Linked DNA regions of Homo sapiens: regions 2, 3 and 4 are each linked to region 1. The links are chromatin loops, found by intact Hi-C in ENCODE. Cell type or tissue: sigmoid colon. All regions are shown on one strand.

Region 1 (8,000 bases):
CCGTGGCCTCGGTCGAACGCTATCACTGCCCTGGGCCTCAGTGCTGACATCTGACAAATGGGTTTGTGGTGGTGACCGCCTCCTCCGGTTGGTGTGAGAAGGAGATGTTAATGAGCAAGGGCCCCACGTGCTGTTTGTTTTTTATTGTTATGACTTTGTGGAGGGTTCTGGGAGGCTCTGTACTGACCTTTTACAAGCATCGAGCATTATCTCAGGTAATCCCCATAACCACACTTCAGAGGCAGGATGAAGCCCACTTCACAGTTGACAAGAGAGGAGCACCTAGAGCTGAGGTTGAGCGGTGGGTCTCGGACCTGGAGGTTGCTGGCGGAAGGGAGGGGACTGAAGGACACGTCCTGGACAGGGGTTGCTATAGCCCAGTCCTGCCCACCCCTGGAGAGGCAGGACCCTGCCCTGGCCACACAGGCTGCAGGGATGCTGGCTTTGGGGCCGGGCTCTGTGCAAACCATCATCTCCCCCAAGGAAAAGCAGTCAGCCACCGGTGTCCTCTGGAGTGTCTGGGATTCAGAGACTCCCCAAAGCTTTGCAGAGCGAGGGGCCTGTGTGTCCTCCCGCCATCTTAGGGAGAAGCTGGAGCTGAAAGTTCACCTCATTCCCATCATCCAAAAGACAGAGGGCCTCCCTCGCCAGCTGGGGTCCTACTTCTTTTCTAAGCCTGCTCCAATTTTTGTTTTGTTGCCGTGTTTTTGTCTCAAGCCTCATGTGTTGTCCCAGCAAAAATTGGTTTGATATTTCCAGAAAGGTTTCTCCTCTTCCCTGAGAACAAACAGACCCTAGCTCCGCACAATTCAAACCCTCAGGGCTCAGGAACCAGAAAGAATAGAGGAGGAAATCGGTGTTGGAGGCCTGGGCGGGTGCACAGGGGAGAGAGGTGCAGCGGGTGCCACATCGCGGGGCCACCCCACAGCAGGCGCTGCTAATCCCAGCTATGGAAGAGGAAACTCAGACCTCAGAAAGGAAAAGTGACTCCCAGAGCAGCAGAACTGGCTGGGGCTGTGGCTCTGAGGACACCACTTAAGAAACTCTCTTAAATAATCATCACGTTTTCCAATTTAATAATAGTGCCCTTCTCTCTTCTCAGCACCACTGCCCTGCAGAGGTCAGGGGCCGAATCTGAGCTCTGGTACTTACTAGCTGTGTGCCTTGGGGCAAGTCTTCTGGGCCTCACTTACCCCATCTGTAAAATGGGCACAAAAAATACCTGCCCCATAGGGTGGTGGACACGGTGAAATAGATTAACCGATGTGAGGCTCCTGAAATGGTGCCTGACTCACTAGATCTTCTCTCTCTCTCTCTCTCTCTCTCCTCTCTCTCTCCAAATATATATGTGTGTTAGCTGTCATTGAAGAGGTTTGTGATTTACGGAAAAGTAAGTGGGCCAATGTAGCATTGTAAATACTTGTAACAAATAACTGGAATTCATCTTAATTCAACAAGGTTTGAATTTTTCCCAGAAGGCTTTTAAGTTTTCTCTTTTGTTTTGTCTTGCTGTGTTTACTAAGAAAGAGAGCCCCACGCTGATGAGAAGGAGCGTTCCCGAGGTTGCTTTTGGGCCAGTCCTGTGCATGCTCTTGGTTTGGACAGCAAGGCCCTGGGGCTAGGGTAGGGCCCAGCACAAGATAACCAGGGGCCGCGTCACTTTCCTTCAGACCCGACCCACAAACAAGGGGACAGAACAGAGGCGGGCATCCTGGAAAACTCTCCCACGCTGAGAGCGTTTCTGCTTCACGAAGAACCAGTCCCCAGCGCCCCTACTCAGCTCACGCCACATCCCGGGTGTCGAGTAGTCCGCAGTGGTGCTCTACTCGCAGGCTGCTGTGACCCTTGGACCAGGGTGAGCCCCCACCCTGGCAGGGCACCCTTAGGGAGCAGGAATTAAAGAAACAAAACCTCAGAAGTCTCCAGTTCATTAAATGGAAGCGTATTTCCTAAGTTTGAATCTAGATGTTTAGGCTTAGAGCTGTTCTCAAGCCCTGGCTGCACACAGGATTACCTGGGAGCTGGTAAAAATCAATCAATCAATAAAGCAGCCGCATGCCCGCAGGTTCTTCTAAATCCCTGGGGGGCATCTGTGCTGTAAAACTCTCCAGGGAATGAGAACCGCTGGGCCTGGGAGGGGAGCCTTGGGCTAGGAACAGCAGGAGACGAAGGTCTCTGCAGCAGAAGTGAGCGCCAGCGACAGGAGAGTGGGGCAGATCCCTGCCACCTCCCCCAGCCACCCACCCAGCCTCTCCTCACCCGGGTACTTTCCAGAGAGCACCGCCTGCCTCCTTCTCCCCTGACCCCGCCTCACTCAGCTCTGCCTGGCTGTTAACAGCACCAGGGCTTCTCCGCTCTCCCCAGGTATCTAGCCCCAAAGCTTTTTCAACTCTACTGCTTTCTTATCTGCCTGCCTGGAACCCCATCTTCACCTCCTTCATCTCCCTCTTTCTGGTTTCCCTTCCTGGTGTCCCCGGCCTGCAACATACTGAGTCCTGCAGCTATGACCTTCCTCTGGCTCTCAGCTTCTCTCTTTTGATGCTCAAGAGGTGTAAGATTGTCACAGCCACAGCAGGGAAGAAAAACAGGCTTCTCTGTGCTCTTATTGATGAACTGAGGAGGCCCTTCTCAAGCCTGGCCTCCAGCTCTGGCCTCCAGGCCCTGGGAGGGGCATTAAACACACGGCCCACCCACCCTGGCTTCAGACTCTCACAGCTTCTGTCGTCACACACTTGCCACTACACCTTCCCCTCTGGCCTCATAAGGACCTTCAAAGTAAATCACGGAAGGAATCCTTAGCCTGTTTTCTTTGGATGTGGATATGGAAATTCAGCTAGAAGTTGGGGGACCCAGAACTTAGCCTGGGGACTGGTGATTCTCTCCAGAGCCCTCGGAGCCAGAGCGGCCAGGTGCCAGGTGTGGCTGCTCAACCCCTAGGTTTTCAGTGTCCTTCTTCGGGGCCACTGTCCCTCCAGGCAGTATGCACAGTGGTTAGGAGCCTCACTAAGAAGAGGGGCTGTGACACCTCTGGAGGTTAATGGACGTGACATGCAGAATGCACCTGGAACACACCTGGCCCTAGAGAGTGCTCCACAGTGGCCTCTGCTCCCTAGCCACCATTCTCTGTGGCGCTTTAAAATCCGCCTGCAGGGTGATCTCATGTGCTGCCCTCACCGCTGGCCGGTAGGACTTACAGGAAGGAATCAGGCCGAACCTCTGGAGTGGGTATGCACTGAAAAATAAGCTGCTCATCTATCTGTGTTGTGGGGAGGGGAGGCAATTTCCTGGGCGGGCGGGCCCTGGGAGAGGTTCAGTGTTAGGAGTGAATCTGGGCTAGAGACCTGGGGAGAGGGGAGAAGCCCTGGTGCTGTGTGAATCTTCTGTGTGATTTGGAGACGAGACATGACTGGCAGTTTCAGGCAGATCAGTCAGAGGAGGGCTGCTGGGCTGTGTGCCTTGTTGGGTTTGCATGTTCTGAAGTTATTTGACAATGAAAACAATAAAGAAGTGAATAAAAATATCCACTTATGTTTTTGAAGCACTTTTATTCTAAGACCACTTCCAGGGATGAAGGAGGAAAGACGTAGTCATCTGCTTGCCCCAGCTCACAGCCGGACGCTGCGGCTTTTGGGTAAGATCTTAAGCAGTTTTCTTAAGGTCTGGCTTTGAGCTTCTGCCCAGCTCCATTCCTCTGTGTCAGAAGAGTTTAATGAGTAAGAGGGTGGTCGCTGAGAGACGCAAAGAGTCTCAGGAGAAAACGTGGCCCAGAAATAAAGGCACGCCCGTGGTCACACAGAAAATGGGAACAAATGCGCAGTCTCCCACCTCCCGAACCTCCAAAGAGACCATAAACCCCAGCTCAGAACTGGCTTGCGAGCCACTGCCGCATTGCAGGGGGGAAGGCAAATATCTCCTCAGCTAACGAATGCGGGGAAGGGGAGGGATTTTATATTCCAAATGATTTTTTTTTTTCTTGTGAACACAGACATCTGGTGTCCTATAAATAAAATTCAAAATGTAAATACCGTAAAGCCCATTAGAGAGTGGTTTTAGGTTTGGTGGGAGCGCGGGTCAGCTGCTAACCCGCTGCACCGTGGTGGGAAAACATCACCCCACACGTGGGTGTTCTCGGCTCCAGCAAGCCGCCTGCGTCACTGCACCAGCCGGGCTGCACTTCGTCTTACGGATAAACATTAAAACACGGGTCAATTGTCTTATATTTATTATGTTGCATGAACAGTTTTAAATAGCTACCTAAAAACCTTTCTGCTTTCATTTTATACATTGGGGAAGAAATACCTTGTGAAGGGAGAATACCACACTTCTTGCAAAGGACCCAAATTCCTGTGCCCACCAATTACGCCCCGGGACATGCGCTCGGCCAGATTTTAATATCAGGTTTAAAATGCTCTTCAAAAGACATTTTCTGTTTGAGACATATTAAACAAGCTTTATTTAATAATGCTCAATTTGACTTTTCCAATTTAAATATGGGCTCTGATCAGCAACCATTTGATCCCGGCTTCATTTCAGGCTGAAGAATAATTTCTTCTGGTTGTTTTTCTTCGGTGCTGGGTTGATCCTGGGGCCGAGTGGCTGCTCTCGAGTTCCCTACATTTCTCGAGTCTGTGCTGTGAGTGGAAAGAAACAGAGCCATAAAAAGCCTCTCCCAAAGCTGCTGCATAACGTTTACATTGTGCGTCCTCACATCTGTCTGGCTGAAGACAAAAGATATCATTTAAAAGACTCCTCCTAACTGGATAATTATACGGAGACATTTTATTTTTTAAAGTAGAGCATCTGAATGCAAAGAAATTCCCAAGGAGGTGTTCTTTTTCTAGATCTATTCTGCTATCTACCCTCTGCTTTTCCCCTATTTGGGGATTTTTATAAGAATTGTATACACCAAATGGGTGGTCATCCATTAGCAGTCAAGGATTTTGAGACAGCAGCAAGAAGAGGGAGAGTTATTTTAACATTTGAGTTCAATGTGTTTTACAAGAGGGAATGCCACTGTAGATTCCACTAACCTTAGGAACATTTCAGATAGATCTTTTGGTTCCCGTCATTACTGTTCTGATTTTACTAGCATGGTATTTAAAAAGCAAACCCTGAATTTTGGTTTTATCTTCTCCTGCCACCTTCAGAAAATAGCCACCATGAAGCCGGTGGCCCTGGTCCCCCTCTCGAGGTATCATAAAGCCATTCATAACGGCATAAACGCCTGACAACACTCCCTGATGCCAGCCCGGGGTAAGTCGGACAGTGATGAGGGTGGGAGAAACGCTGTCGGTTATCTGAGCACCCTCTCTACCGGGACCGTGATCCCAGCCCGGGAGGAGGGGTCTTTTGCTGTGAAAGGAGCATTTATTAGCGCAGGGCCAGTGCCTGGTTTATGGACCCCAGCTGGGTGGGAGGATGCCACCCCACCCCGCCTGCAGCCTGCGTCCTGGCCTGAAGTGTTTACTGTCAGGGTGATTTACACCATCCAGGTGTTCATTTGGGAAGCATCTCGGCTCTGAGCTGACGCGGCGATTGCAGTGGGTTTGCAGACTGCAGCGTTTTTCTATTCATCAGGGTCCAGGGGCCAAAAAAGACAGTTTTTGTAAATGCTGGCCCAAAGCAGGCTCCTGTCCTGTGATTCCACAAAGGAAGGCTGAGTGACCATGTTAGCCAAGCTCCCCGGTGCCCTGTCCGTGTTGGAGAAATGGGCACTTAGTGCAGTTGCCCTGCTCTCTCATGGATCCTCTCATCAGATCAGTTCCTCCCGGCAGTCTCTGCCCTCCGAGCTTTGGTGGCCGTGTGGATGCTAAGCCGGGCTTTCCTTCTGCTCCTTTAGCACCCCGGGGCTTTCAAAAGGGTCTTGCTAAGCAGTTTCTTTTCTTAATGGAATTTGGGGTTCACAGACGAGCCTGGAGTGTTGGCGATTGCTCCATTTCTCCCCAGCCCCACAGATCAGCCTCTGCCGGGTGCTTCCATGTTAAGGGAGACATTTTTCAGGAGCCGCTTTCTCGAGATAACCACTCTATTATTTTTGCTCACATTTCAACGCAGGTGATGGTGTTATTGTTTTGTCACTGGGTTTCCACGGGGAGTCCCTGACACCTATGCCTGGCATAATTTGAATGCCGAATTAAAACATGCCCCTATACACTAAAAATGGCCTTTTTGTTTGATTAAAAAAACAAAACAAAAACATATATTTTAAAATTTGTTTTATCATATCCATCTCACCTCCATTTAAAGGAGTTTGGACATTTATTAACATATCCATTTTTACACTTGTACTAATCTTTTCTCCAGCCGCTTCTGGTACTCTGATGAAAAAGCAAGAAAATGTATCTTGTGCCTCATAGAACTCTCTCTCTACACACACACACACACACACACACACACACGAGGGTGAGGGGAGGATTCTTATAGTGAAGTAAAAGATGATTCTTTGTCTATGTTTAATTTTCGCAAATAACTTTTTAATGATCCTGAAAGTAACTTTTTTACTGATCCTGAAAATACTGATGCTGAAATTTTAAGAGCTCCTTTCAACTTAGCTGGTTTTCTCTCCCTGACGAAATTCTTCAAGAATAGTTCTTTTGCACCCTTGCAAGATCGGTAAACATAAAGCGTTTGGTCAAGCAGAGGTGGGTTAAAAAGGGGGAACCATTTGATCCAGTTTTAGGAAATAATATTATTCCTTCTGCTTTGAACTCTATGTTTAAAATAGTCTTTTACGCCAATGATTTGAATACTAACAAATTCACTTAAAAAGCATCCACAATTCCCGTTTGTTGTGCTCTTTTCTCCCTGGACTATGAATATGTAAACCTCCCCAACAGGGTAAAAATGCATTGATTTGCCACACTAAACAGGGAAACGTTTGCACCAGTGACAACTGTTTAAAATTACTGGTCCTGGGATGAGGAAAAAAATGGCAGAAATAAAACAAAATTTTTTATTTCCAAGCATCAAGTTGAAGCCCTTTCAAGCGATCATCGGCTCCCTGGGAAATGCCTTTTCTCTGTTACCTGGCACAGCCGAACATCAAGAAGAAACGTGGAAAACATCACACTGACCCCCCAGAAAAATGAAAGAAAAGTACGGAAGAGACCAATTCCCACCCTTGCTATAGACGGAATAAGTATGTGCGTTTGTGAACCTTAAGTGTTCATCTAAATATGTTGCTTCAACGGAGATCCGCTTGTGGATACAGACACACGAAAATACACGAGACCACGCTCTATTTTAAGGAATTGCTGAAGAGTGTTGAACACTCAAACCCACCGCACAGCACCCTCGCAGCTAAGAGCACAATTGAATGAAACCAGCGGATTCATTTATTTTAACCTCCACTGGAGCTGTCCCAAAAAAGCAGGTGGCTATTGAAAGTGTTTTTCTGTTTTTGTCTTTTTTTTTTAATTCTAAATAACAAGAGGGATAAAAATTAATGTCGTTCTATGGGGTCTGAACATGAAAAGGTACGAGAGAGTGAGCCAGGGCCTGTGAAATGGCTAAACGGATTAGTAGCCTTACTTTTCAACATATAAACATCTGAAACCCGTTTCCTGTTTAAGAAAAAAAAAGTCTAGGTGGATGACCTCGGGCACTTTTTTTTTATTAACAAATGTGAATTGTACATCATGGTGGGAAAAAAAAAAAATGGTCCGCTCTTGGTGGTCTTTCTACAGTCTGTATATGGGAGACAGAGAAAAAAATACAAAAATAAACGTTACCTTCTCACTTGCAGGGTGGGCAATGCCATTTCTGCAGCCGTCCAGGGCTCTGGCAAATGTTAAGGCTGTCACTGTAGACAGAATCCCCATGGTCTGTCTGTGTGCCTCGATAGAGTCCGAAGAAAAACATTCCTCGCATTCCTGACGGTTGGTCCTATCTCCGGGCCTTGGACTCGGCCCTGCAGGCTCGTGTCACCCCGTCAAACGGCCTAGGCCACGGCTAATCTAAACCGCTGCCCTCCCCAGCCAGCCCTGCGGCAGGGTGAAAAC
Region 2 (8,000 bases), 98 kb before region 1:
TGTTCAGCAAAGGGCTTCCCGTCGTTCCTGGCCCAGCATGGTTATTCCATATGTACTGGCTTTTATAGGTTAATAAATTAGAGCTGGGAACACAGTGGACCATCTCAGGCAGCGATGAGCTCCCGTGGATGGGAGTGTTCAAACAGACCAGAGGCAAGGCCAGGTCTTTGGAGAGAAACAGTTGAGATGATCCAAGTATGTGGATGGTGGGTGGATGGAGGTTTGGGAGTGGGGTTGGATCTGTTGACCATTAAAGCTCTTGCAGCATGAGGATCTAATTTTAAGTAGCTGGGCTAGTTCACAGGTGCATAAATGCCTGATAAATATGTGCAATGTAATTTTTTAAAGACCAAAGAGCAACAATGAGATGCTACTTTCTACTGCTGGAAGTAGCTAAGTGAAAGAATTGGGCACTTGGTATGATGCAGGGCTGAGAACTGGGACCCAGTGTAGATTGTTTGTGTGAGGAAAATTGGCACTTCCTTGCTTGTAGTTTGCTCAGATGGTCACTGTACGTGTGAATGCCCCATGCTCCAGTTACCCCAACTCTAGGCGTCGATCCCAAGGAAATATTTACACAAATGTGCAAAACATGTTCATTGTGGTGGTGTTTATAACATATCATAGCAAAAAAAAAGAAAAAAAAAAGAAAAAGTCTAAATGCCACACCTGGAGAATGCTATACAACTATTTATAGATGATGTAAATCTGTATTTATTGACATGGAGACACATCCGTGCCATATTGTGGCATCAAAAAGAAAAGCAGGTCAACAGCAGCATGGGAAATCTGATTCCATTTTTGAAACATACGCATGAATCTCTCTGGATATAATTTGCATAGACAGAGGTTTAATGAAACGTTACCAGCATATTATTTTGGAGTGATGAGGTTTTGGGTGACCATTCCTTTTTTCTTTACGCTCTGATGATTTTTTGGAAAATTTTCATAAGAACTTGTTATGAGATTTTTAAAAGACTGTATGCCTCTTAATTTTGAAAAAATAAAATAACTAGCTGAGCCCTGCAGAAACTCTCCAGTTAACACGTCAAGGCCTGATCCACCTAATAAGATGACATTCCAGGACAGAGAACTTTCAATTACATCAGAAGACAGTTGACAGATGGCAGAGCCCGCCAGCCTATCTCGGCTGATAGGATGATAACCCCTTGAGCCTGGCTGGCTTCGGACCACAGGGCTGGCTGCAGACCCCACAATCGCAGCTACTTGCAGAAGTAAACAGGAAGCAGAGCCAGTGCTGAGAGCTGGCGGAGGACGTGCCCTCCTGGGCTCAGAGCAGGAGACTGGCCTCTTGCTCCACATGGACTGAAATTCCCAGGAAACAGGCTGCAGGCATGGACGCTGGACGTTGTGGGAGCGTGAGTGGTGAGCTGGGCCCCTAAGCCCCCATTGAGGGGGAGGGACAGGCAGCTGGAGGGGAGCACAGACAGAGACCGAGCGACTGGCAGAGACGGAGGGAAGGAGGAGGTTGGACCCACCATTGCAGGGTCCTTTTTCAGGAAGTAATCATCAGAATTAAAACTACGGAGTTACTTTCCTCACGGCCTCACTCAGGGCCACCGCTGAGCTGATCAATTGACAAACACAGACCTACCTTCCTTTGGAGGAAGCCACAACTCCCCCGCCGGGATTTGTCAGCGTTTGTGACTTTGTCAAGTCATCCCATCTGGCTGCACTCAGCCTGGACGTCGGGGAAACAAAATCCTATTTGCTGTACTTAGCACATGGGGTTTTAAAGGAGATGAACATGGATGTAAAATCACTTAAAAATATAAAATGTTGCCCCAATACCTATTACATTTATATTAATATATACATATATATTTTGTATACATATGTATACAATAATATACATATATATTACTTTAAGTAAATTAAATTCCAGATTACTTCGAGTTAAAAAAAAAAAACTCTTAAGAAATGTTCTAGCCAAAAAGGTACTCTGTAAAAAACTCACAGAAAGTACCCTATTCATAAGGTTTATTTCAGTCTTCATTCTTTTGTTGTTGCATTCATAAATTCACGATTATTTGTGGAGCTCCTCCTAAGTTCCCCCGCTGTGTCCTAGCACAGAGGATGTTGCCGTACACAAAAGATCAAATCCCTGCCTGCACAGGGTCACATTCCACAAGGAACAACGGCCATGAACGATACATTCGTAGATGTGGTCCCACAGAGCCCGCGGCAGCCAATGATTAGGTCGGTGCAAAAGTAATTGAGGTTTTGCAATCACTTTTCATTTAAATATTTCGTGAATGATCAATTCTGAGCAAGTGACGATTACAGGTCATCACTATCCCAGGAGAGAAGGAGGAATAAAGGCTTGAGAATACATGACATTGAAAACCAAAATCCTGAAGTGATGCTGTAATGTTGAGTTTCTGAGTCCACGCAACACTGTCACGGACTCACAGATGGACACCCAATCATCTGCGGTGCCCAGGGCATGGGTGCGAGGTGTCCCACGCAGAAGAGAACAGCCCAGCCCAAGCCACACGCAGCATATTTTCTAAGCTGGTATTTGTCCACATGAACAGCTCCAGAAGCTATTTTGTGGCAAAAGATACAAAAACTTCTGCAAATTCCAAAAACACCTTAAAACAAGATTTATTAGAACGGATTTTTTAAATTATCAGGAGTTTTTACACACTATTGTTTGTGCAATAAATATTTTTAAATGAGTTTAAATCGAGGGCTTAGAAAATAAACATTCTCCCTAAAATGATGACAAGAATAGCTGATGTTAAAGCCACGAAAACATCAACATATTACAAAAATATCTTAAAATAAGATGGAAGTTTTTAGTTTTCTTTTTCTTTTTATTGTTTTCATGTCTGCTGGGCTATTTTGTGTGCAATAAATATTTTTAAATAATTTTAAATCAAACACTCCAGAATAGCAGCTCTCCCTGTAATGGCAATAATGACCAACTAGCTATGAGCCAGTTGGCCAGTAAATGCAAGACAAACCTTGCATTTATGAATGAGTTTGATCTTCACAGCCATTATTATCCCAGTACTGCAGATGAGGAAGCCAACCAAGACACACAGAGAGGTTAAGTAATCCACCCCAAGTCACACAGCTGACAAAGGGCAGAGCTGGGATTTGAACCCAGGCCACTGAGCTCTGTCTTCTGCGTGTTCAACTCTGTTGCCACATGGCCTTCAACTGGAGATGAGAATGAAGAAGATGACAGGCACCAGTCCATAAAGCCTGCTCTGGGGCAGAGTCCATGCGGGGATATCTGCACCCTCATCTCTAATGGGCCCCCACTGTATAGGGCCAAGTCCTATTCTGGTCCCATTTTTCTAGTGAGGGACCGTCAAGCAACCTACCCAAATCACAGACCTAGTATATGGTGAGGCCAGGAGTCACACCCAGGTCTGTGTGATGCTCTGGTGAGGTCTGTCCATGACTGTTCATTGTGTCCTTTCAACAAAACATAGAAAAACAAACTAGCGTCTCAGTGTTAAGTAATTGTGACTCTGTGTGTCTTGGTTGAGTCATAAGAGAGGATAAATTTATGGAGAGAAAAAAAATTCCCTTAAAAAATGCAACTTAACTTTGCTCCCAGGAAGAGCCAGTTTCTTAGCTCTTCCTTGGAAGTATTGTGGTGTGCTACAAATGATCGGACATCATCACGCCCACAGAAATGCCGGCTCCAGGGAGCCAGTACAGCCCAGTCTGCACAACTCCCGGAAGAGAATTAATCCAGGAATGTTCCCTGAGTGCCTGCTAACGATGCTACCCTGTGAAAATACGCCTTGAACCCAGCAGAGCCTGGGTAAATATTTGTTGGTTTGCTCAAGTTTGCATCCAGGAAGAGCCACCTCGGAGGCTCCCTGCTGCAGAAAGCCACCATCCTGTCCTCCCCGTACCAGTCTGATGTCAGGCTCAACACGCAGCCAGTGAAACCGGGTTCTGAGGAGCCAGGCACCCCTCCTTTCTCCCTCTTTCTGCAATGTGCCAATGGCCTCTGGATTGCATTAAGCTGCATAAATAACAGGGCTGTTGTCAGATATCCCCTGGTGAGGAAAGGGCAGATGGGGAAGCCAGTGGGTCACGACCTTCATGTTTCTCAGCGGGGGTCAAAACGCCTTCCACGCTGGGCGAGGGGAGAGGAGGTCTGTGTTATGCTTGCACTGGGCCCTGACAGGCGAATATAATTCCTGCGCGGCTGCAGGGAACGCTGGGATTTGTTTTACAGCCTGGCGTGGCTCACTCTGTTCAACTAACATCTGGTGGGAAATGGAAAAGTCCCATGCTGGACCTTCCGGGCTGGGATGACTGGTGGATTTTGGCAGCAGCCTATCCTTGGAATGGGGCTTCGTTTCTTCTCTGTGCCTTGGTTTCTCCGGCAGTGAAAGAGGGGTGTGGGTGGTCCCCGAGTCCTACTGACGGGAGGGATCCGTGCACTGGAGCCCGCACAGCTCAAGGGGCTTGCCAGGCAGTAAGTGCTCGATTGTTCAGTGGATGATAACGGTCCCCGCCCCTTGATACCAAAGACAGAGGGGCTCTACTTTCTGAAGCCGCTCAGCTCAGGGGCCTGGCTTTGGGAGGGCGTGGAGCACAGGCACCCGCAAGACTGGATGTAAAATGCAACGTTCGGAGCTTATATTTCAGACTTCCCGTCGTAACCCCAATCTGCTTCTGCAGACAGAGGAGACAAACTCTGACCCTCACTTTGAAGTCGTTGCTTTCCCTGTCCTTGCTGGTCACGTCTAGCAGTTTTTGAGTGCCTCTGCAATATATTTTAGTGATTTAAGAAAAAAGGAGGGGTGAGCCACAGGAGAAGGAAGGGAGGGAAAAGGGAAAGGGAAAACAGAAAGCAGACTGACAGCGTGCCCGCGACGTGCCGGGCACATGCTTCCCTTCTTTTAATTCAATCTTTGTAAGCCCCCTGTGTGCAGGGCGACTGGGCCCTTTTTACGGGTGACTGCATTGAGGTTCAGGGAGATAGGTAACTTGTCTTGTCTCACCCTCATGTGGGATCGAGCCAGGATTCTAACCCCGGAAGTCTAGTGATGCGAGTCACTAGAATTAAAACAATAGTCATCACCCGGCATGTCAGCGGATTCCCTGTTTCTCTAGCTGCAGCCTCTCTCCAGGACATCGCTGTGGGTTTGTTCTCCTCTTGGTGACTCTGGGAGGCCTTGCCAAAGAGGAAAATGATGCTAGGGTCCCTACTCCAAGGAAAGGCTTTCTTCCACTTGGAATCATCCACTAGTAATATCATGCTATCCCAAGGAACAGGACAAAGGGGTCCTGACTTTCCTCCCTGCCCAAGACAGCAGAGCTTCTCTCCCGTTGGCGTGTCCTCACCCACAGATTAAATGTGGAGATTCTCACACAGTCATGGTAACTGCAGCTGGCATTTCCCCGGGTCTCGCCGTGGGCCACATGCTGGGCATGCTTGATCTCACTCAACCCTCCAAGCACCTCTAGGAGTTAGGTGTATTTATCGTGCCTATTTTGCAAACAAGGAAACTGAGGCTGGTGGTTCAGGCAGAGGCCTCAGAGGCAAGAAAGGCTGGGGCTTGAAGGCTGACTCAGAGTGACAGACACACGGATTCTCACGTAATGCTATCTCTCCAGGAGTTTCTGAGATCTGAATTCAAATGGGGCCCCCAAAGAGGGCTGCCCTGACTGCTGGCCCTGAAGTCCCACTGTCTGTCCCACGATCCTGCTTCATTGTCCTTGGTGTTCTCCTCCCACTCTGGGAATCCAGGGATTTTTTTCAGACTTCGTTCCTCCCCCCAGATTAGGAGACTCCCCAGGGTTCTGCCCTCAGTGCCTGGGTTGTACCTTTCCATAGTAGGTGCTCAATACAAATGAACCAGGTGGAAGGAGACGAGTGAGCAGAGGGCAGTGTCCGAGTCCACACCCGACTCCCCCAGGGAGGAGTTCTCCCTGGAGCCCCAGGACTAGAAATCCCCCATTGTGTAGGAAGGTGCCTGGGACTGCATCCGCGTGCTGTGGTCTGCAGAGCTGCAACCTTGAGGAGGCTTCAAAGCACCTCTGCCAATAGATCAGCCTTCCTCAGCCGTGACAGCCCCCAGTGCTCACCTCCTCCAAACAAACCCATGTAATGAAGACAGATGGCCCTGGTCAGCCACTGACCGTGCTGGGAGTGTCACATTCCTCACAGATGGCGCAGTGGGCGGCCAGGGGCCATAGAGCCCATCCTGGAACGTTGTTCGGGGTGTCCCCCGGGTGGGAATTTCCTCACCCAGCCCATGTTCCCCCATCACCCTGATAAGCAGAGTGAGTCTGGGGAGATGCGCTTCCTTCCTCCAGCCAACAGCACACCAGCCCCACCTTGGCCAGCAGGCAGGGGCTTTATTTGGCTCCCTTCTCGTTAGGCAGGTGTTGGAACCTGGGAGCCCTCTCAGAGACATGGACTACTTGGGGGTGGGAATTGGATTAGGGGAGTGTTTAAGAAGAGGAGTAGAACAGTGAGAAGCAACCAGTTCTTAAGTCTCTTTCCTCGGCCGCCTGCCCATCTGTGCCAACAGAGGTGGGCATTGTATTGGGGGGGTGTCTTCTAACATGCTGGGCAGGATACAACCGTTAGCACACCTCCGTCAGATACCTTCCCCCTTGGTGACTCTTTCAGGGCACGCGGCAGACAGGACATAAACTCCCAGCCTCCTAGGAGGGGTGCGGATTTTGAGAGAAGGACAATGGGAAAAGGTCTAAGGGAGTCACTGTCCGGGTGGGAGTCCAGGCTGTCTTTGCACAGAATAGTGGCAGCCTATAAACAGCTGTGGCTGGCATCTGTGGGCTGGCATTTGTGGCCAGCATTTTGTGTCTGGCATCTGTGGCCAGCATCTGTGGGCTGGCATTTGTGGCCAGCATTTTGTGACTGGCATCTTTGGCCAGCATTTCTGACTGGCATTGGTGGCCAGCATCTGTGGGCCAGTATCCATGCCCAGCATTTGTGGCTGGCATCCATGGCCAGCATCTGTGGGCTGGCATTTGTGGCCAGCATTTTGTAACTGGCATCCATGGCCAGCATCTGTGGCCAGCATCTGTGGGCCAGTATCCATGTCCAGCATTTGTGGCTGGCATCTCTGGCCAGCATCTGTGGGCTGGCATTTGTGGCCAGCATTTTGTGACTGGCATCCGTGGCCAGCATCTGTGGCCAGCATCTGTGGGCCAGTATCCATGCCCAGCATTTGTGGCTGGCACCAGTGGTCTACCTTAGTCCATCTGCCAGGTTGCCTGTTGCTCTCCCTGCTCCAGAGTTGCTGAAGCTGAGGCATAGAGCAGTGGAGGGGCCTGCCCCGGGTGACCAGGTGGTGCAGAGCCAAGGCATGTGAGCTGGGGCCCTGCCCCCCAGGCCTTGGGAGGGGTGCAGACCGCTTGTTTGAGGTGAAATCATGACAAGGCTGGAGTCCACACAGGGAGTGAAGGGCACGGGAGGCAGCCGTCCATACCCCTGCACAGCAGCCACTGTGATCACCCCAGCCCCACAGATGGGGAGACAGAGGTCCTAAAGGGTGAAGGGACATGCCCCTGGTACCCACAGAGCACGTGACTGGGAGGCCCCTGGCCCTTTGCTTCTTCGAGGGGATCTGGCTCAGTGTGGGGGCTCTGGCAAGGCCAGCATGGGCCTGTAACTTGTGAGTGTTGAGAAGACACCTCTCCAACTGTCCCATGGCAAAGAAGAGCTGCGCTGGCATGGGAAGGGCATCCTGTGTGTGACTCCAAGCATGTGCGTGTGCGTAGGCAGGGCGGGCAGGCACACGCCTGTGTGGTCCGAGGGGGCTTTGCGTGTGTGGTCCTCCACCAGCCCAGCACTGATCATCTGTCCAAATGCTGCTAACTGCCTGCCCGATGACCAGCATGTTTACTTTAGTCCTGTCTGCACGGACTGAACTCGGAGCCCTGTCTCCTTCCAGCTGGGCCTCCTCACGGGGAGAGGGAGAGACAGAAGGGGAGAGGAGGGAGAGGGAAAGACAGGAGGGAGGAGGGAG
Region 3 (8,000 bases), 140 kb before region 1:
GAGAGAGACCTTAGGCTGCGCACCGAGTCCAGGCATCTATGTTTACTAAGGAACCAAGAGTCCCTCTCTTGAAAAAGAAAGAGAAGAGAATTTTTTTTTCTTTCCTGTGAAAGCCATTGCTGTGGCTAGGGCCATCAGAAGCGTACTCGCTTTATCTAAAGCCCCCAGAGGGCCTGCATAGCCCACTTTGCTTCTCCATGGCATAAGGGAACTCCTCAGGCACCCTGGGCTTTTCCTCTGGCCTGAAACAAACTCCTGCTGTCCATGCAGATCTGGACTGTCACCCAATCCCCTGTCTGCTGAGACCCCTAATAGGATATCTGGCAGTGAGAGACGGCATCTGATCTTATCAGCTTCTTCTCTGGCAAGCCTGGCTCCACCAAAATAACTTTTATCTGGAAATAAAATAATGCAATTAATGTCCTGACTGTCTGATACCCTCTCGAGTGATCTCAGCTCTGATGATTTCATGGGGGGCCCCCTGTCTGCTAATTGCCCAGAGCATTTATTAAGTCAAAGGCATTTGGTTGGAAAACAAAGCCAGTGAGTGAACAAGGATCTTATGCAATGAAATGAATACACAGCACAGGGTTTTTTTTTTTTTTTCGTTTTCTCTTTCTCTATTTGGATCTAAAATGGCTCCGTTCCCCGCACCCCACCCCTTCCCGGGGCAGGAAAAGTGCATGCCCCTCGCAAGCGTCGTGACTGCATTTACGTCACCTAGGAATTTTCTTTTTCTGGCTTACTCTCTGGCATCACCCGGCCGAGAGGCTCCAGGAAAATCGTAAACCCTGTTGAATGGCACCGCAGTAACGGCCAGTCCCATCGCAACATGCTGTGCTTTTTGTCTTGTAATGTCAAAATGAACTTGGCCGGGAACCTGAAGCCGCCAGCTGTGTGCCAGCTTGGCTTTCCGTGTTTCTGATGGGGGGTGGGCTCCAAAGTGGGGAGGACTGAGCAGGCCCCAGCAAGCTCGCTCCGGGACCTTGGGGGGCTCAAATCAGGCTGCCCGGCATGGGATTGTCTCGACGGCTCCGAGAGCCCATCCAGAACCTTCTTATACTCACGTAGGGCTGGTGCAGCGCACACAGGAAGCCCTGGATCCAGATGAACTCAGTCTGCCTGCCTCTGCCAGGAATAGCTGTGTGACCTTCAGGGAAGCAGTTTGTCTCTCTGGGCTTTAGTTTCCTTGTCTGTAAAATGAGGAGAGACTGGAATGGGTTAGGAGTTTTTAGCTCATCTCATCCTGGGACCTTATTTTCTAAGGAAACCTTCCCAAGATGTGTCCTTTGTAAAATAGAAAACAGTTGAGATCTTCTGCTTGAAGCAGACGGCTGGTACCTCAGTCCCAACTGCTAAGTGCTCCTGGCTTCTTTTCCAGGAAGATTCTGGGGGTCAGACCACCAAATGCTCTCTGAGGGGAATTTCAAGCTTGTGCTTCTGTGTTCTACGATTTGCCAAAACCAGCTTCATTCAATCAGTCAATCTGTATCTATTGATCCACCTATATCAAGCTTGTCCAACCCAAGGCTCTAGGGCCACATGTGGCCAAGGAGAGCTTTGAATGTGGCCCAACAGAAATTCCTAAACTTTCTTAAAACATTATGAAATTTTTTGTCATTTTCTTTTTTTAGCTCATCAGCTATGGTGAGTGTTAGTGTATTTTAGGTATGGCCCAAGACAATTCTTCTCCTTTCCATGTGGCCCAGCCAGAGAAGCCAAAAGAGGACACCCCTGATGTATATCTCCTACCTAGATATCAACTAGGCTTGCCCTTATTTATCGCCAAACTTCAACATGTCTGAGAGTCCCCCAGAGACTTGTTCAAACATGGACTTCCGGGCCCCACCTCTGCAGTTTCTGATTGATTGGGGTCTGGGCTGTGGATTTCTAGCAAACTCCCAGATGAGACCGATGCTGTGGTTCCAGCTCACCCCCTGGGGATCCCCAAATCCTCTTCCATATTTGCTCACAGAGAGGGTTTCTTCACCTTGATTTTAGATATTTGAGCAGAAACTAAAGTGTGAAGGACAAGAACGGTGCTCTCTATTTCCGACATGCACAGAGAGGAATAGTCAGAAGGGATTGTGTCCAGTTTTGAAGGCTCTGTGCTGCCCTTTGGGGCCCAAAAGCATTTGCGTCATGGGATACTTGCATTTACTAAACTAATCTTTTCTCTTACAATTAGGGCATAAAAGTCTGACTAGTTGTAGTTAATCTGATTAACACACCCTACAGCCCAGTTCCATCCCATCCTGGGTGAGCAGCTAGTGGAATTCTCACACATCCATAAGGGACATGTGCCTCCATGTCCCTCATGGTGTCGTTTATGATGGTGAGAGCTGAGGAGCTTACCACTGGGACAGTGGACAGTACAGCGTGGGGCGCCCCCCATGGAGTGAGGGGTGCCAGCTAGGGACAGTGCATATGGACCCAATACAGTGGGTGTGTCTTAATACCTTGCTGAGGGTTGGGGTGGGGTGGGGAGGGGAGAAAAATAGAACGAAATATCTAACACAAGACCATTTATGCAAATTGTTTCCACACTAAGAGCACCCTTTAGACCCGTTGGAACCGTTGCCCACAGGCAGAGAAGGAATGGGAGTAGGAAACCCTCAGGAGGGGGCTGGAGAAATAAAACGAGAGAGGGGTTCCGTCGGGCCAGGGACGAAAATGGTGCACCAGCAGCCGAGGGCTGCCGTTTGTTGGCCGTCTGCACCTGAGGTAAGAAACCAGCACAGAAAAAGTGGAAAAATTAAAATGTGCGTCTTGGGCATCCACAGACAGCACTAACGACTTCTTTCCCTCCAGCCTCTTTACCTTTGTTAACCTCACATTGCCTGTTCTCATCACAGCAGGACAACTAAGCCCTGGCTCCGTCCTGGCGCCCGCGCTCCCTGTGTGTCCACAGTGGCCGGGGAACTTGGGGGCATGGCCAGTGGAAAATTAGAGAAAAGAATGACTCATCTAGGTTCCTTTTTCCTTTGTTCTCATTCCCCTCATGATCAGGGATGACTGTGGCTAATTTCCTTTGTGCGGTTTTAGGGCAAAGTCGGTTTGTAGTGAACTCACGCACGGTTCACGGACCTGGCTACATCAGTTGCAATCAAGGCACTTGTTTAAAAAACCAACACAACCACTAAATTCCCAGGGTCCACTCCATACCAGATTCTCTGGGACGGGGGTTAAAGAATCTGCAGGTGTGTGTGTGTGTGTGTGTGTGTGTGTGTGTGTGTGTGTGTGTGTGAAGTTTCCTTAAGTTTTCCAGGTGTTGGGGATGAAACCCAAGTGGGAGCTGGGCTTGTGCCCCCAACCTGTGCACTCTGCAGGTGCTGAGATGGGGCTCCCCTGCGCCCCCTGGTGGTGAGGACGAGGGGCGCGCCGCTCTCCCGGATGGGAGAGCCCAGCCTGGGGGCAGGTAGGAGCCCCACAGAAACCAGGTCTGCCATGACACCAGCTGGATGGGGCGAAACCACCACTCCACTGCAAGAACATTCGAGACCTTGTTTTTTTTTTATGCCGCCGTGTATTTCACTGCCACAGGCATTATCTCCTTCAATCTCATTTGTCTTCCACTGGTGCCTTTCCAGAGTCCCGAGGAGTGATTTTTATGGTGGAATTTAAGCCCCGTGTCAGGATATTAGGGAGATGCTTTGCGGGAGACACTGTTTCTCCCTTTCCCTCACATCTGTTCAAGCCTATGCTCAGGCCAAGTTCCCTGATCCCACATCACTGCGCAGAGGCCTCCCTGGTGAGGCCTAAGAAACAGGACAGTGATTGTGCCGACATCTTGGCTAATGGGAAGGCACCAGTGCTCCATGGGAGAGAGGCTTCTAAACGTCTTGTCGCAGGGGCTAGATCACTACTACGTTGTTTGTTATGTCCAAAAATATGCAGAGACTCCACATGAGCCAGGGCAGTGCTGGGGGCAGGTATTCACCCATGGGTGAGCAGACATGGCCCTGCCCTCCGGAAGCTTAGAGTCTACTGGGGAAATGGTCAAATAACCACACAAACAGATCATTAGAATTGGAAGGTCTGATGAAGTTTAATCTGAGACCTGAAGGTGAGGAGCTGGCTACAGTGATAGCTGGGAAAAGAGCACCTGGGAGGGAATAGCATATTTGAAGGCCCTGTGGCAGGCCTTCAAGTGGAGTGTGGCTGCAGCAGAGGCTGGAGAGGGAGGTGGGGCCAGGCCAGCATGGCTCAGAGTCCACAAGGAGGACCGGAGATCTGCTCTGTGAGCCCCAGGGTCATTGGAGGGGACTCAGTGGGGAGTGGCGTAATCCCATTTGTACTATTCTTTTTCCTGATCTAATAAATGCACGTGGTTAAGAAAGATCAAATAATCCTCAACAGCCTTTCATGGAAAACACACTGTCGATGGGAATGTAAATTAGTGCAGCCGCTGTGGAAAGCAGTTTGGAGATTTCTCAGAGAACTCAGAACTTCCATGTGAACCAGCAATTCCATCACTGGGTATAGACAGGAATAGACACACATGCATGTGTGTGTTCATCGTGGCACTATTGACAATAACAAAGACGTGGAATCAACCTAAACGCCTATTGACAGTAGACTACAGAAAATGTGGTATACACGCACTGTGGAATACTATGCCACCATAACAAGAATGAGATCATGTCCTTTGCTGCAACACGGGTGCAGGTGGAGGCCATTAGCCTCAGCAAAGTAACACAGGAACGGAAAATTAAATACAGCATGTTCTCACGTATAAGCGGGAGTTAATGATGAGAACATATGGACCCACAGAGGGGAACAACAGACACTGGGCCTCCTCAAGGGTGGCGGGTAGGAGGAGGGTGAGGATGGACACACTGCCTAGCAGGTACTATGCTGATTACCTGGGTGAAGAAATAATCGCACACCAGCCCCCTGCGACATGCACTTCACCCACATAACAAACCTGCACATGCACCCTCTGAACCTAAAATAAAAGTTGGGAAGAAAATGAAAACACCGGCTTCCTGCTTTACTCCTCCCCATGCCCAGTGCCACTCTCCAGAGCAACTATTTTGGGTTTTTTTGTTTTTGTCTGTTGGTCCTCAACTGTGTATTTTCACTCTCCTCATTAAAGTAGAGAATATTTGTCATCATTAAATGAATGAATGAATGGACTCCCACCCAAAACCCACCTGGGCAAGCTCAGGAAGAATGTCTGGAGGCCTGGAAGACTGGGGGCAGCCAGCAGCCTCCCTGCTGAGCGGTTCCAAGCACTGCCCATTGGCATGTGGGAAAGGGCACCTGGTGTATAAGTAGGAGCGCTGCCACCTCTTGGGGGCTGAATGCCAGAGGGGCAGAGGGAGCTGTGGGTCCCATGAGGTCTGGTGTCTGAAGCCCATGCTGGGACAGGTGGGCTGTGCCAGGTGAGGTGGTTCAGGTCCTACCCTCTCTTTGCAGGGCTTGAGTCTGGGGGAGCCTGGCTGCCCAGAGGTGGCAGATGACATGAAGAAATAACCATGTAAGGGCTGGCTGTGTATGAGGTAAGGAGAAAGGAGATGGGGTTGGGGAGGAGGGGGACTCAGAGGAGGGAGGGAATGGAAGAGCAAACATCATGGCTTCCTCGTCTAGAGCAAGCATTGGGAAGGATGAATGCCAACTATGTTCCAGGAACTTCCACTGTTCTCACACACCCAGGTGAGTGGTGTTCAGGTGGGTGGCACCCAGGTGAGTGACATCCCAGTTGAGTGGCACCCAGGTGAGTAGCATCCAGGTGAGTGACACCTAGGTGAGTGACATTCAGGTTAGTGGCGTCTGTGTGAGTGGCATCATCCAGGTGAGTAGCTTCCAGGTGAGTGGCACCCAGGTGAGTGGCATTCGGGTGAGTGGCATTATCCAGGTGACACCTGGGTGAGTGGCATCCAGGTGAGTGATATCATCCAGGTAAGTGGCACCTAGGTGACATCCAGGTGAGTGACGACATCCAGGTGAGTGACATCATCCAGGTAAATGGCACCCAGGTGAGTAGCATTCAGGTGAGTGACACCCAGGCGAGTGGCATCCACGTGACTAGCATTGTCCAGGTGCATAACACCCAGGTGAGTGGCACCCAGTTGAGTGGTGCCCAAGTGAGTCACATCCAGGTAAGTGGGGTCCAGGTGGTGGCACCCAGGCGAGTGGTGCCCAGGTGAGTGACAGCCAGGTGAATGGTGTCCAGGTGAGTGGCATCACCCAGGTGAATGGTGTCCAGGTGAGTGGCATCCAGGTAAGTGGTGTCCAGGTGGTGGCACCCAGGTGAGTGGTGTCCAGGTGAGGGGCATCACCCAGGTGAATGGTGTCCAGGTGAGTGGCATCCAGGTGGGTGGTACCGTCGACGTGACAATAGCTAAAAATTATTGGGCTCATTGTGGACAGGCACTGTGCCGAGCTTGACATCACTGAACTCAGTTCATCCTCGCCAGGAGCTTGTGGGCCGTCCCTAGATCAGAATCCGAGGAGAAAGGACTTCCACACGGCAGCCAGCGAGCTGGAGGGCGGCCTCCTGCCACCACCAGGCTCCCTAACCCAGTCCTGGATATCTGTGAAAGAATGAGTGGATCCCCACAGGCCAGGTGGGCGGGGACGGAGGGCTATTGTTTCCTGGGACAAACGTGTGTGGGGAGCTGAGTGTTTCTCCTTTCTCAGCCCTGACTTCCCACAGCTATCCCCAAACACACTCGTTTACACTGAAGCACCAGGAGATCAGAACCTTCTGGAATCTTAATATGCGAGGACTCGGTGGAGAAGGCGGCACTGAAGAAGAGTCGTCCCTAGGCCAGGCTGGAGGGAAACTCAAGACGGCGGCCTGGCCCTCCTGGGTGGCGGAAGTGGGAGCAGCAGGAGCCCTGGCGGATCCGGGAGGCCAGAAGAGCGGAAGCTTCCTCCCCTCTCAGGTGCGTCTCAGCCTCTGCTGGCAGCGCTGTGCCCCACTCCCCGCCCCTGCATCTCCTAGCTCAGGAAATGAGCCCCCGGGTGTCACCCCCTGAATCTCCCAGCACGGCCTTAAGGCCCGCACAACCTTCAGTGTCTGGGGTCAGCCTGCAGCGGGTCAGGGGTTTGCTTCCTGCAGCCCAGGCTGAACCCCCTCTGCGTGGGGATGAGGAGGCTGAGCCCCCTCTGCGTGGGGATGAGGAGGCTGAGCCCTCTCTGCGTGGGGATGAGGAGGCTGAACCCTCTCTGCGTGGGGATGAGGAGGCTGAACCCTCTCTGCGTAGGGATCAAGGGGCTGAACCCTCTCTGCGTGGGACTGAGGAGGCTGAGCCCTCTCTGCGTGCGGATGAGGAGGCTGAGCCCTCTCTGCGTGGGGATGAGGAGGCTGAACCCCCTCTGCGTGGGGATGAGGAGGCTGAACCCCCTCTGCGTGGGGATGAGGAGGCTGAACCCCCTCTGCGTGGGGATGAGGAGGCTGAGCCCTCTCTGCGTGGGGATGAGGAGGCTGAGCCCTCTCTGCGTGGGGATGAGGAGGCTGAACCCCCTCTGCGTGGGGATGAGGAGGCTGAGCCCTCTCTGCGTGGGGATGAGGAGGCTGAGCCCCCTCTGCGTAGGGATCAAGGGGCTGAACCCTCTCTGCGTGGGACTGAGGAGGCTGAGCCCTCTCTGCGTGCGGATGAGGAGGTTGAACCCCCTCTGCGTGGGGATGAGGAGGCCGACCCCTCTCTGCGTGGGGATGAGGAGACCGAACCCTCTCTGCGTGGGGATGAAGGGGCTGAGCCCTCTCTGCGTGGGGATGAAGGGGCTGAGCACTCTTTGCGTGGGGATGAGGAGGCTGACTCCCCTGTTGCTGTTCCCTGTGGCTTGGGGGCCCAGGCTCCCCATGGAGGCCGAGGGCTTCCAGCCCAGCGGAGACTGGAATAGGTTCTGCTGTCCCCACAGGAGGAAGCAGACAGAAGATGAAAAGGGGTGGGAGACAGGCAGGGGAAGGGAAGGGAGAGAAAGAGGGAAAGCACAGAGCAGAAGGAGACCGGGAGGGAGGGACCCTGTGCTCAGATCCTACTCAAAGT
Region 4 (8,000 bases), 160 kb before region 1:
CTGCCGTACCAAGCAAATCTGAGAAGGCATTTTTTAAACATAGATTCATTATTCAGGAAAAGAGAGTTAATAAACAAAACACAAAGCCTGAACTCAACTGGAATCTAAAAGCCAAGTTGAACTTTCTTTTTCTAGCATGGGTTATGATGTTATCTCATTCATTTATTTCATTCCTGGATTAACGTGGTTTTACTCAGTCTTAATCTTTACTAGATTTTTCCACCTCAGGTGGGAAAAAGTGGATTTTGCATACCTTTTGAATTTTATAGGTAGAGAAAGAAATCATAAAGAAAAAGATTAACATATTGGACTATGTAAAATCCTTTTATGAATCCATCACAAAATTAGAAAGTAAACAACAAATTGGGGAAAATGTTACCAACATCCTTGAAAGATGGTCTAACTTTCTCATTGGCCTTTGGAAGGCTAAGAGACCTATTGTAATGAAGGGATAAGGCAAATCACTGTCCTTAAAATGCAGATGACCCTTGAAAATCAGGAAGATAAAGTCGATCACCCTAAGAGGTGAAGGGCAAAAAGTATTATCAAGCAATTTATAAAAGAAGAAATCCCACTGGCCAACTAACATAGAAAACTAATCATCTACAATAACAAGAAAACACACAGAGACACAGATGTTCTTTCTTTTTTGTCTGCCAAATTGGCTAAGTTTTTAAAAATTACAGTATTCAATAGGAAACGTTTGAGAAAAGTACTCTTATCATATATTGCTGGTAAAATTGTAAATTGTTACAATCTTTTTGGAGGGCAATTTGGCAAAGGGTATCAAATGCCTTAAAAAGTGCATGTCTTCAAAAATAATCATATTTGTAGGAATTGGTTCAAAGGAAATACTCAGAGGTTCTGCAAATATTTACAGATAGAGAGATAGATAGATTTATTACAACATTAAATGTGTGTGTGTGTGTGTGTGTGTGTGTGTCCTAAAAATGGCAATTACATAAATAACTAGTAAACAGTAATTGGGCAAATAAAGGATGGGCCATATCCGCAAGTAAATGCTTTGTATGGTGAGAAATTATGTTCTTAAAATATTTAGCTGGGCGTGGTGGCTCACGCCTGTAATCTCAGCCCTTTGGGAAGCCAAGGTGGGTGGATCACTTGAGGCCAGGAGTTTGAGACCAGCCTAGGCAACATAGCGAGACCCCTGCCTCTCCTCTAAAAGAAAGAAAAAAATATTTAAAGTTGTCAGAAGTGTTTGCAAAACATAATTATAGGACAAACAGTTTACGAGGAAGTACGTGTGTCATGATTTAAAAATTAAGCGTTTTATTTGGTGATCTAGAAAAACTATGACCATTTGAAGTAAATTCAAGTGTAAATAATAACAACCTTTGACTTTACAGACACGCTGAGGTTATTTGCGGAAGGCGGGACGGAGGCGACTGAACCATCACTGCCGCGTCTGATTTTTGTTTCAGTTTAAGTGCTTGACTGTGGTTTCCAAATTTCCTACAATGAACATGTGGGGTTTTTCAAAAAAACAAATATGTGAAATCTTTCTCTGTCTAGTTCCTTCGCCTTTACTTTTCTTGATGGTTTGTGAGCTAAGGTGGGCTTTCTACATGGACTTGGAATATTTGAGGAAAGATGGGGCAAGGAAATAAGAAATAATTGCTGCTCTGTGGCAGAATAAACTGTGAAGGCCCCCTCCTGGCCTGCTTCACCTCAACAGGCCGTGGACCCTGGCACCCAGCTGCCTACGGACAGAAAAGCCTCTTGGGAGGTCCAGGCTCTGCCGCACCCTCCCCACAGCAGCTGCTGCCACAGCTACGCCTCTGTTTATCTGCTTGATGTATGCGGTGTTGTGGAAATACATTGGAACGAAGGGCTCTGTGGATTTCAGTGGTTTGAGATGTTGTTGCTCTGGAACATGAACCCATCTTTGATCCACCAAGGAGCACGGGCTAGCTCTCTTAGACTTGATGTTGAAAGGTCGAGAATCTAGAACCCCAAATCAAGACATGGAAGAATTCAAGTTCAAGGCCGCATTTATTGAGTGGGTGCCGGCCCTGTTTTTTATGAATAGCAGCTTTTTAAATTTTCACAATAGTCCTAGGGAATAGGCACTCTGATTATGCCTACTTTACAGAGGAAGAAACTGAGGCCCAGGTAACATAAATGGTAGAACCAGGACTGGAACTGAAGGCTGACTTCAGAGTCCCTGCTCTTAACGGGTCTAAGACTCATGCGAATCTGTGGGACCCAGGGACTCTGAGGGCAAGAGTGGAGAGGCTGCCACTGGTACCCGGAGGTGTGGATGATGTCACCTGGGGGTGGGTGGGTGGCTGAACTTGGGATCACTGGGTCATGCCCTGGAATTATGAGTTGGAGTGCTTCCTGGAAAGAGATGGACACCTGTTTGGATATAGTGGAGAGAATGGCAGCCTCCAGAAAGATACCTCCATGTCCTAAACCTAGAACCCGTGAAGCTGACCTTATTTGGATAAAGAGTCTTTGCAGATGTAATGAAATTAAGAATCTCAAGATGAGATCATCCCAGGTTATCCAGGCAGCCACTAAACCCGAAGATCAGAGACACACAGAGAGAAGACCAGGAGAGCATGCCAGGAAGACAGAGCCCAGACTGGAGCGATGCACCACGTGCCAAGGGGCGCCAGCAGCCAACAGATGCTGGAAGAGGGAAAAGGCGTCCAGAGGGAGCACAGCTCTGCCCACACCCTGATTTGAGACTTCTGCTCTCCAGAACCGGGAGAGAATACATTTCTATCGTTTGGAGCTCCCTTGGTTTTTGGTGGTTACAGCAGCCACAGGAGACTCATACCTAATAACGAGACCCAATAAGGCCGTTCTTGTACTTATTTGTGTTTCTCTGAACAAGGTTGTTCCAGCTCTTGGTGTCGGGGGAGAAAGCCTATGTCAGATGATGCCAGGCGGGACACTTCACTGTGCAGGAATCCACAGGTCTGTGCCTCTCTGAGCCTTGGCAGGGAGCTAGAAATAGCTCAGGCGCAGCACCCTTTTTTGGTTAATGGACTGGGCTTGCAGTGCCTGCCACTTAAACAGCTACGCCAGGCGGGAGGCTGCAGGGAGCTCAGCTCCTTCCCTCCCTGCCCCTCCTTATCATGATGGATTGCCTCTCAGGAGTGAGATGGAAACTTAAAATGCTTCGCTCTGCACAGCTCCGGGCAATGCCTGGCTGCTTTTCCTCGCAAATTCAGGGTCATAAACTTTTAAAAATAGGCACAGGGCTGCCAGTCTCATTAAAAGAGACTCTGATTTATTGAGATGCATGGGCATCGTTTTCAGATAGTTCTGGAACTTTTTGGAAAGATCCTACTTATGATCATCGTGAGTTTGCCCTCAGTCCTCCTTCTCCTCCTTGGAAGTTAGTTTTCTTCCCTGCAGGAGCAAAAAAGAAGCCAGCAGCCTTGAGGACTTTCTGGATACCCTCAGAGGAAGCAAACATCTGGTGCTCTATAAATGCTTCCCTAATGGTTTGAGCTGAAGAAGTAAAAACCACTCTTCTGAATGGCTTAGAGGAGCCAGTTGGATTGATGAGCAAGCAGCCGTGTCCAGTTATGTTTTTACTGAGCGTGTCAGGATGAAAACCTTCTGCAAACGGGGATTTTCCCAAAAAAAAGGTGGTGGGTGGGGTGGGGTGGGGGTGGACATGTGGCACCCATAGAGCCCTGTTGTTAAAAGTATATTTAGCCAATTTTGTTTGGATAATGGTGGAAGATAAAATTTGCCAGGGACCCAGCTGACCTCTTTACAACTGAAATCAGATCCATTAATCTGAGTACAAAATACAGAGGGTTACAGCTTACTGATCACGTTGTTCTTTCTTTTATCCAGGCAACAAACAATGAAGGTAGGTATCACGTATAATCCCGCTAAAGAAAAATGCCTATTAAATGTTGAATACAACTCCCTTTTAGTACTTTTTTTCTGTTTTGTATATTGTGTGTACTTAAAATCTGTATTCTACATGGCTATTTGTAACCCTTCATCCCACTCAATATGCTGTGAACATTTTAACATGCATTAAGTATTTTATGGCCTCATTGTAAATGAATAGTTTTCCATCATAGAAAGGTATCCAAATTCATTTAACGAGTCCCTGTTGTGGCATATTTGCTATAATAATCTGATTAAGCACTGGGTTTTTGTTCTAGGGGTTGAGCAAGAGGTAGATTCTGTTTCCTATAAATTCTTTTTCTCTGAGTACACAGGCCACGTTGGATGCCAGTTTTCGTCTTCCTGCTGGGATTACATGTGGTAGACAGGGAATGTTTCCTCACCAGCGTGGTGAGTTAAAGGCTGTCATTTCAGACCCTTCCAGGCAGGGGCTGGAGCATGCTGATGACAGAGAGAGACATGGAATTCTTCCAACAGCCTGTGGGTCCCTAGGAAGCTGGAACATTCTTTGTCTGATTAGAGGAAGAATGGCATTTCTGAAAGTGGGTTTTGTGGGTGCATAAAAAGCCCAAAAAAGGGTCTGTTCTGGAAAGTTGGCCATCAGAACCTTCCCTTGATGTGATGGAGTATATCAAAGAATCACATTTGGGTGCCACTAACAGAACCCCCCGACCTCACCCCACCCCCACCAGTTGGTGGCTTGAACACAGTTGGTACGAGTTTTTTTTTTCTCAAGTGCTGAGAAATCCTAAGGCTGCAGTAAATAGCATTGGTTCAATACAACGCTGTCAGAGTCGAGATCTTTTCCATTTTCTCTAACTTTCTTTTATTGTTACCTCATGGTGTCAAGATGGTGGCGACATCTCCACCAGCCCATCCCTGCTCCAGGTGGAAAGACGGGAGTAAGTGAAGGTCAAATGAACAGATTCTGTTTGACTCTAGGGGCAATGATGCGTACAGCCAGTTGGCTCTAATGGCGTCACATGATTATACCTATTTGCAAGGGAGATTGGGAAATGTAGTTTTTTAGATGCCCATTAAAACTTGGCTCTGTTAATAAGAAATAAGGGAAGAATAAATGTTGTGTGGATAATCAATAATTTCAGCGATGTGAAGCAAGCTGAGAATTGTTTTGAAAATGGACAGGCTGGGTATGGTGGCTCACACCTGTAATCCCAGCAATCTGGGAGGCTAAGGCAGGAGGGCTGCTTGAGCCCAGGAGTTTGAGACCAGCCAGGGCAACATAGCAAGACCCCATCTCTACAAAAAGAATTAAAAAATTAGCTGGGCATGGTGGCACATGTCTGTAGTCCCAGCTACTTGGGAGACTGAGGTGGGAGAATCGCTTGAGCCCAGGAGGTTGAGGCTGCTGTGAGCTGAGATTGCGCCACTGCACTCCAGCCTGGGTGACAGAGCAAGACCCTGTCTCAAACAAAAAAAGAAAAGAGTCAGATATTTAAAGGGTAGACTACAGAAGCAAAGTAATTCACCAGTCTGAAAATAAATGTTTTATTCACAGCATTGCCTCTAAATACAAACCACTGTGTCATCCTCAGGGTGCTTTAGATGGCTTTCTATAGACTTCAACCACGTTAGGGGACAGTTGGTGACCAAAGAAAGAACATCTGATTACCACTGGCATTGCTTAGTTTAAACAGTCTAAAATCAGTTCTGTAGAGGCAGACCATGATATAAGGATCCACATGTGGGTGGCTTATCAAGGAAGAAAGACTTCCCAGAGAGATGAGTGAGGGAGCAGTGGAAGCAGGACAGAGAAGGACAAGCTGAGCAGTTGCCATTTCAGGCACGGTCCCAGCCGGAGCCTTTTTCGGCAGCATTGCTCATTGTTCTTAAGGCAGCTGGGGCTTTATTGGCCCTGCCCTCGTCAGTCACTGGCCAGGGCCACTCAGGAGGGTCTCAAGGTCCGAGGAGCCTCCTGTGCATCTACGAGTGAAGCAGCCCCTATAGCTCAAGAACAGGACTTCAAAGAGAGTCACAGGTGCAGGTCACCAGAAGCAAAGCACACAGAAGATGGGGGAAGTGGGGATGGATAAATAGAGGTAGCAACAGGGAGGACATTGTCTCAGAAATACTCTGGGTTATTTCCAATGACTTTTGCTGCAATGAACATCTTTGTATGCAAATCAATTTTCACATTTATGGTTTTTTCCCTAATAAATTCCTAGAAATAAAGTTCCTGGATCAAAATCTACAAATTACTCTCATGGCCTCTGGAAACATGTAAAACGTGCAACAATTTCTATTCTCCTCTCCGACATTGTGTATTAACATTGAAAAAAGTATTTGCCAAACTAATCAATGAAAAAAATACCGTTCTGTGTTTATTACGTGTGTGACTTGGATTACTGGTGAGAAGGGAAAGTTTTCTTCTATGCTGTCGATTTCCATGTTTTCCTTTATTGAATTGCCCATTTGAGGCGATGACTCAATTTTCTACGTGAGTTCATGATTTAGCTTATTAACAGCACTGCAGATGCTGATCAGAGTCCTTTTACCCTGCCTAAGGTCTGTCCTCCCACTGAGGGGTCCTGGTGACCGGGGCTCTGAGTGAGTGGGCTGCCTGCCCTGTTTGCAGACATTACACCCAGGGCCAGGAGAGACAGTGATCATCTGTCACCTGTGTTTCACCTGAGCTTCAGAAACCCTGCAGACCTGGGGTCCAGCCTGCAGTTAAAAGTGGGTCACTGGCCAGGTGTGGTGGCTCACACCTGTAATCCCAGCACTTTGGGAGGCTGAGGTGGGCAGATTACTTGAGGTCAGGGGTCGAAGACCAGCCTGGCAAACATGGTGAACCCTGTCTCTACTAAAAACACAAAAATCAGCCGGGCATGGTGGCGGGCACCTGTGACCCCAGCTACTCGGGAGGCTGAGGCAGGAGAATCAGTTGAACCCAGGAGGTGGAAGTTTCAGTGAGCCAATATCACACCACCTCACTCCAGCCTGGGTGACAGAGTGAGACTCTGTCTCAAAAATGAAAGAAAATTTTTAAAAATAAAAGCAGGTCACTGTTTTACTGGTTGCAAAACAAAAATCCCACGCGTGATCAAGAGGCTGCCCGTGTGCATGTGTGTGTGTGCACATGTACATGCGTGTGATTTTACATCAGACCGACCTGGTTTTCCATTCTACACAGCTATCACGTGCTAGCTGTGTGGTCCTGGAGAAGATCCTTCACTGCCCTGAGTCTCAGTTTCCTCAGCTGCGAAATGGGAGAAGCACAGTGCAATGCTGTGTGGATTCCACGAGCTGATGAAGACAAAGCTCTCGGCAGGCAGGAATCGTTTCAACCGTGTTAGCGGCCATGGCTACAAGCAGCCCTTAGTCCTGGAGGGGCCTGTGTCCCCAGAGTCCAGGTCTGTAGCTATAACTTGCCCTTCAAGGGGCTTCTAAAGTCTCTGTGTCTTCAGGAACCCACTGAGCATCCCTGACACAGGCTTTTTGTAGCCAAATAATAAATGGCATCTCAGAACAAAACAAAACAACATTAGGCCGGGCGCGGTGGCTCACACCTGTAATCCCAGCCCTTTGGGAGGCCGAGGCAGGTGGATTCTGCACCCCAGCAATTCCACTCCCCAGTGTGCACCCAACACGCATGCCTACATAAGTTCATCGAAAGTCACACACTAGAATGTTCAGAGCAGCTCTGCTTGCTCACAACCCCAGCATTCAAAATAAACCAAACGCCATTCACAGCAGAAGAGATAAATCACATGTTCATGCAAATGGATTGCATTAGCATTAAGAACAAATGGTCTATACCTGCATGCAATGGGAATGAGTCCCTTAAACATCAGGTTGCAGGAAAGAAGCCAGACACAAGAGACCCCATACTGTGTGAGTCCATTTATTTAAATTACAAAACAGGCAAAGCTGGTCGATGGTGTTAGAGGTAGGGTTGTGCTTTTTCTTCAAGGGTAGGTGATGGCGAGAAGGGGCTCAAAGGAAGATCCTTCCCTGCTCCGAGCCTCAGTTTCTTCATCTGTGAAGTGGGAGAAACGCCCTGTGTGGTCAGCGCTGCATGGATCAGGTGGGCTGATGTGCACATCTCCTAGGACGCTGGCCACGTTCTGTTTCTT

The links. A loop is a pair of places that touch in the nucleus more often than their neighbours do. Peaks named below come from ENCODE experiments on the same cell type or tissue, not always from the same donor. Only the 100,000 strongest peaks of a DNase experiment are listed, where the experiment ranks them.
Region 2: it touches region 1 in a loop (6-fold over the local background); 4 of 110 quality-filtered maps call a loop at or near these places.
Region 3: it touches region 1 in a loop (6-fold over the local background); 2 of 110 quality-filtered maps call a loop at or near these places.
Region 4: it touches region 1 in a loop (12-fold over the local background); 2 of 110 quality-filtered maps call a loop at or near these places.

The regions. Positions count from the first base shown.
Region 1 is chr16:86,196,143-86,204,142 of GRCh38, reverse strand. It overlaps LINC01082 (long intergenic non-protein coding RNA 1082), which reads right to left and starts at 7,962. Exons shown (of 2, transcript NR_103859.1): 1 at 7,731-7,962; 2 at 4,423-4,631. It overlaps LOC124903743 (a long non-coding RNA gene), which reads left to right and starts at 4,627. Exons shown (of 2, transcript XR_007065164.1): 1 at 4,627-5,253; 2 at 6,964-8,000. RefSeq lists an enhancer at 1,777-2,277. In sigmoid colon, no CTCF peak of the experiment used is centred here; DNase peaks (open chromatin) are centred at 3,211, 4,122, 5,452 and 7,899; H3K4me3 peaks cover 4,753 bases; H3K27ac peaks cover 5,117 bases.
Region 2 is chr16:86,294,558-86,302,557 of GRCh38, reverse strand. No RefSeq gene overlaps it. Among named protein-coding and RNA genes, the nearest start is that of LINC02135, 12 kb to the right of the region's middle. RefSeq lists enhancers at 838-1,389, 3,594-4,167, 6,116-6,617 and a silencer at 1,241-1,535. In sigmoid colon, no CTCF peak of the experiment used is centred here; DNase peaks (open chromatin) are centred at 1,297, 1,667, 4,207, 7,897 and 3 weaker places; H3K4me3 peaks cover 2,083 bases; H3K27ac peaks cover 6,532 bases.
Region 3 is chr16:86,336,254-86,344,253 of GRCh38, reverse strand. LINC00917 (long intergenic non-protein coding RNA 917) reads left to right here. Exons shown (of 7, transcript NR_024406.1): 2 at 5,422-5,504; 3 at 5,593-6,572; 4 at 6,662-6,893. Among named protein-coding and RNA genes, the nearest start is that of LINC00917, 5.4 kb to the left of the region's middle. RefSeq lists an enhancer at 5,981-6,912 and a silencer at 6,737-7,031. In sigmoid colon, CTCF peaks have their summits at 3,186 and 3,387 (motif pointing left); DNase peaks (open chromatin) are centred at 323, 723, 2,963 and 3,383; H3K4me3 peaks cover 905 bases; H3K27ac peaks cover 1,447 bases.
Region 4 is chr16:86,359,487-86,367,486 of GRCh38, reverse strand. No RefSeq gene overlaps it. Among named protein-coding and RNA genes, the nearest start is that of LINC00917, 18 kb to the right of the region's middle. RefSeq lists an enhancer at 6,900-7,400. In sigmoid colon, no CTCF peak of the experiment used is centred here; DNase peaks (open chromatin) are centred at 1,734, 2,636, 3,026 and 4,266; H3K4me3 peaks cover 544 bases; H3K27ac peaks cover 844 bases.